2 separate regions of the Homo sapiens genome follow, and region 2 is linked to region 1. Evidence: chromatin contacts called from ENCODE Hi-C data. All regions are on one chromosome and are shown on one strand. The core of a region is the stretch at or near the end of the contact, and the rest is flanking DNA. Distances in the headings are between cores, read along the strand shown.

The links. A loop is a pair of places that touch in the nucleus more often than their neighbours do. Pooled maps may share reads with other maps.
Region 2: a map of CD4-positive, alpha-beta memory T cell shows a loop between it and region 1 (32-fold over the local background). The contact joins two enhancer-like sites. A Hi-C loop is called at or near these places in 14 of 168 maps with a recorded cell type or tissue (CD4-positive, alpha-beta T cell, CD4-positive, alpha-beta memory T cell, CD8-positive, alpha-beta T cell and 11 more), 11 of 37 single-sample maps with no recorded cell type and 25 of 50 pooled maps.

What each region holds. Positions count from the first base shown.
Region 1 is chrX:120,790,055-120,792,773 of GRCh38, forward strand. No RefSeq gene overlaps it. Among named protein-coding and RNA genes, the nearest start is that of CT47B1, 84 kb to the right of the region's middle. Within about 2 kb of position 1,342, at least 4 of the 41 ENCODE cell types and tissues checked have a DNase peak (open chromatin) inside an H3K27ac peak, as active enhancers do.
Region 2 is chrX:123,424,740-123,427,458 of GRCh38, forward strand. The region is part of intron 11 of GRIA3 (glutamate ionotropic receptor AMPA type subunit 3); the gene reads left to right. Among named protein-coding and RNA genes, the nearest start is that of GRIA3, 240 kb to the left of the region's middle. Within about 2 kb of position 1,317, at least 2 of the 41 ENCODE cell types and tissues checked have a DNase peak (open chromatin) inside an H3K27ac peak, as active enhancers do.

The sequences.
Region 1 (2,719 bases), core at 92-2,591:
CTGTATATTTTACAGAGGTAAAACTTAAATTACGGGTTAAGAATTTTCAAAGGGCCAAAGAAGAAAAAGCCTCCAATAAAAAGCACAAGGGAATTTATTTTTGTCTAGTTGACTGGTCTTTCAGAAATAAAAAAGAAGCCATTTCAGAACTGACCAGTAGATGTCAGTGTTTGACAAGCACATAGCTGTTTGCTGAGGCTCCCGTATTAGCATCTGGCTCCATTTCAGCTAGCAAGTTTCTCTGCAAAGGAGAGGGAGTTTGTGTAACTGAAGCAAAGATTTTGCTTTCTCACTTCTCGCCCTGTCTTGCGGAAAACAGCATGATGCTTTGGGTAAGTCGTCGTTATCTTCACTTTCAGTGATTCCCTTTATAGATCTGCAGTCTGCTGAGAAGTTTAAAACACAAAATTAAACATGTGCTTAGCTCCCTGAAGGCCACATACTTGTTTTTCTTCACAAAGGTGCTTTTCCTTTTCCAGACCCACCTTCCCTTCATCCTACCCTTTGTGTAATATTAATCAAATATAGCCAGGAAATACTGCTGTTTGGGGACCAGGTTCCAAAGCTCTTGAAACAAGGATTTTATTTTTTGCTGCAGAGTGACACTTGCTCTGATTTCAGATGAAATTGCCATTTTCTAAAAATGGCAGCTACTTGGTGTGTCATTTTTCAAAAGAAAATGTGATCACATTGTAGCTGCGCTAAGCAGCCTCTTTCAGTCCTCTTTCGTTTTACACTTTTACTGGAAGGCTTTGAAAGAGGCAATGCAATTAGGTTCCAGTTGTCTCTGTTGAACTCAGAGATGCTCACCTTTTCCTGGGGAAGATGAATTCTTGTTATGTTGGTTTCTTATCGCATCCTGGATTAGGGAGGAAATGTGCAGCGAATTCAGACTAGGGATGGTGATAAAATCAACTGAGCTCTTTGAAAAGGCCACCCGCCTTGGGTTTCTGGAATTCAGACTTGTGGGGCTTTTACTCTTGAACAATTTTTAAGGATTGGGTAGTCAGGTTTTCTTTTCTTTTTCTTTCTTTCCTTCTTTCTTTTTCTTCTTCTTCTTTTTTTTTTTTTTTTTTTTTTTGGTGCCTGTGTTGCCCTTTATAAGCAGCCAGCTCAGATGCATTTAGAGACCATTTTTGTGGAATGATTTGGAACTGCAATCTCCCCTCCTTGGTTTGCTCTCATCCTTTTTGCATTTCTATTGGCCAAATGGAATGAAATAGTTCAATGTCATAAAGTCAGAGGTGGCTTTAGGCTTTGGGCACACTTTCTGAAGACCAATGGAGGTGGTCTGGGTGTGACAACGCCTACCAGTGTGGAGTAGTGCCCTGCTGCAGCATTCTTAGTGGCTGCTGGCCAAGAACTGGCCTTGTCCTGGGAAATGAGTCATCAGACATAAGCAGCTTGTTCTTGGAGGCAGAGCTGGCATTGGTTTCAAGGTCCTCTTGCATTTGGTGCACATCTGCTACTGCTTCACTGTGTCTCAACCTCCCTGGGTCCCCTCTCAGCAGTGTTCATAGTCTTGGAGGAAGAAACGTTCCCCCATTTCCCAGAAGGCTGATTTTCCATCACCTTGCCACTTCCCAACTCATTCCAGAGAACTTATCCCTCCTCAACTCCTGAAGGACCCTTTTTTTTTTTTTTTTTTTTTTGAGATGGAGTCTCACTCTGTCACCCAGGCTGCTGGAGTGCAGTGGCATGATCTTGGCTCACTGCACCCTCCACCTACGAGGTTCAAGCGATTCTCCTGCCTCAGCCTCCTGAATAGCTGAGATTACAGTTGCGCGCCACCACACTGGCTAATTTTTGTATTTTTAGTAGAGAACGGGTTTCACCATGTTGGTCAGGCTGGTCTCGAACTCCTGACCTCATGATCCACCCACCTCAGCCTCCCAAAGTGCTGGGATTACAGTCATGAGCCACCATGCACAGCCAAGGACCTTGTTTCCATACATAAAGAGGTTGAAGGTCTGGACCTTTTAGTCTGACACCTTCAACCTCTTCCTTACCTTGATGCTTCCCCTCTGCTTTCCTGCAAGTGAGGTAGTTAAGAGCAATAGTTTTGGAGGCCAACATACCATAGCCACTTGCTACCTGTCTGACATTAGGCAAGATCCTTTATTTCTCTGAGCCTCAGTTTCTTTGTTATTATTTTTTGTTTTATTTTAAATGAACAAATAACAATTGTATATATTGTATATTTATAGGACACAATGTGATATTTTTATACATGTTAATATTGTGAAATGATTAAATCATGCCTATTAACAAATCAGTCACCTCATATACTTTTTTTGTGGTGAAAACATTTCAAACCTATTCTTTTAGAAATTTTGAAGTATACGATGTGTTATTATTTATTATAGTCACCATTTGGTACAATTGATTACTAGCAATACCTACCTTGCTGTGTTTTGTGATTAGTAAATGAAGTACTATATGTAAGGCAACTAGCACTTTGTAGGAGCAAAGTAATCTATAGCTGCTGCTGTTAATTTTGTTGTTATTACTATTCTACTTGTTGCCGGCCTGCTCTCATCTCACTCTCCTCCCTTTAACTGTTCAATATTTTGAATGACTAGGTTATCCTTATATTCATTTACATTTACCATTTACTCACTATCCATTCCCTCTTGTTTTGGCAATTATATTTTAAATTCCAAAGGTTCTTCTTGTTCTCTGTTTTTTTGCTTGTAATATCTTGTCCATATTTTATTTC
Region 2 (2,719 bases), core at 67-2,566, 2.6 Mb after region 1:
TCATTCAGATCAACCACATGATGATCTGAGTCAGTACTAAAGTGGCCAAAATAACCAGATTATGATGTGCAGGCTTGATTTTAGATCAGACTGACACAGCCACAGTCCATTAGCCTCAATACAATGGCACAGTGTAATTTCCATAAATTACTGTATTTTTCTCCACATTGTCAAGTAGACAATGCATAAACTACCATTAGTATTCACAGCAGCAAAATATACCTCTTTCCATATCAAACTGTGATTCTGGAATTACTCCAAAGTCAGTTTTCTCCTTGGTCTGGCAAAACCTCATCATTCCAAATAAAAATGACAGTCACAGTTCTGTCCCAAATGAACAACAGATAATAAACAATAATTATACAAATATGTTTGGTTTTCATGCCACTATATTTCTCAGTGTTTGGAGAAAATTTGTACCTTCTATAACTTGCACACCATTTTGGATTTTCTTATACAAAATACGGGTATTTTATACTACAAAAATGTGGGTATTTCTCTCCTAGTGTATAAGTTTAAATGTTTTATTTTCTATTCTGCCTCTCTGTGCCTCAGTTTCTTTATCTGTAAAATACCTCTGTTTGCTTATCTTTAAAATAGTACCTAACCATAGGGATAGAGAATTAAAATAGTTGGCACAGGTAAAGCAATTAGAACAGAGTCTGGCACACAAGAAGTGCTCAATAAGTATTAGCTATAATTGTTATCATTTTTCTTCCTCTATTACTATGGATGTTTCTTTGGAATGTTAATCTTTTATATAGCAAAATTATTTCTAGAGTCAGATCAGTTCAGAATAAATTAAATGTATGTGGCAACAATGAAGAAAGACTCTGAAAGGTCTAAATGCATAATCAAAACACCCTGTATACTTTTAGCATTCAGAAGTGTGCCACATTCTTTTCTGACTCATCCAGATGTTTTTACTTCTGATTAAAAGAGAAATGTTCCCAGATGAAATCCTGAGATAGTGTAACTGTTAGAAAAATCTACTGCAAAGCAGATTTTCAAATTCAAAAAGCTAAAAGTGATCATGTTCAGGAAATAAATACGGGTTGTCTCAGGAATCCAGGGACGAACAGGAACTACAGATTTAAAAAAAATCAAGTCAGTTTGTTATAGTTAACCAATAATAAATATTTATCAAAATACCTGCCAAAATTATTCAGAGTGTAGCATCTAAAACAACTGAGTTTTCCAGAGGCCAGAAAAAGGTTACCTTGGGACACAGGAATTTAAATTTGCTTTAAAGTGGTGAAATGCTGGTACAGACAGAGAAGAGCTTGATTTGCCGGCTCTCAGCCCAGAACTACCCTCTTCCCACAGAGCCTGGAGATATGCCAGGCTCCTACGCCTATTCTTGACTTTATGACAGAGTGGGTTCTCTTCCTGTGAGTTTTTCTGGGCATGGGAGAACATAGCGTAACTAGGATGGAGCTCTGCCACACAGCAGAATTATCCTAAGGATGATGTGGCAATGTTTTATAAAACCTAGGGAGCAGATTTTCATTTCTGCAGACAGAGCCAGCCTTCAGCAACACTGTGAAGGAGATGAAGTTTCCTGAGTACAAGCCATTACCCATCACTGAGCATTCAATTCCCTCACACTGTCCAATAACTTCTTATGGTCCCTGTCTCTGAGGAACACTCATGATGCAGGACCAAACTTGCAACCCTGTCTGCACCTTGAGAGTTTTATAAAGTGCTGCTGCTTAGTCCCAACCCCCAGGGTTATGATTTAATTGGTCTTGAAGCCTAGGCAAGGTTTTTTGTCTTTTTGTGTTGACGTGTTTTGACTGAAGCTCCCTAGATGATATTGATATGCAGGCAGAACTGAGAATCACTGATGTAGAAGAACAATGTTTCTCAGTTTGGTCTGCAGACCACTTGCAGCAGAATCACCTGTGATGCTTAAGAAGTGCAGATTCTTGGGCATTCAGCTATTCTGAATCTGCATTTTAACAAACACCTCAGGTAATGCTGATGCACAGTAACATTTAAGAACAAAAATTTCCCCTTATTAAAACTTACCCATCTTCTTTCCCATTCCCTACTAACTGAATAAACAGTGGGTGCTGTTGAAGTAATGTGTTACATTTTGATCAAGCCTCCTGAAAACAACACAGAGCGTGATTCCAATAGAATTTCTCCATCAGACCAGGAGGATGATTTTGTTTTCGTTTTCTGTGTGTGGGGGTGGAAGGGGGTGTGGAGGAAGCAAGCCTTTTGATGCCTCTAATCCCACTATACAGGTAGTTTCCTACTTCACTTGGAGTCTGCCCTGAGTGGTTAAGGCTTAGTTGTCAAAGGAGAAAGTTTCTAATCTCCTGGGCCCCAAAAGCTATTTATATGAAGATGATGAGAAATATTATCATCTAGCTCCTTGCCTTATGGATGACCAACTCCACAAAATAGCAATGTCTTTGTTAAATTTATTAAACTCAAAGTGAATAGTGCTCATTTTCCAGCACCTACCCATTTATCTTCAAGTGAGAAGAGGTTTTTGACTATGTTTCTCTCATGACATTACCTTGTAGCAGTGGTTTTCAACCTTGGTTGCACTTTGTAATCACCTGGTGAGCTTTAAAAAATTTAAATGTCTGTGTCCTACCTCCCAAGTTCTGATTTAATTGGTGGGCCTGGGCATGAGTTTTTTTTTAAGATCCTAGGTGATTTTAATGTGGAGCCAAGGCTGAAAACCATTTGCTTCTACAGGTGT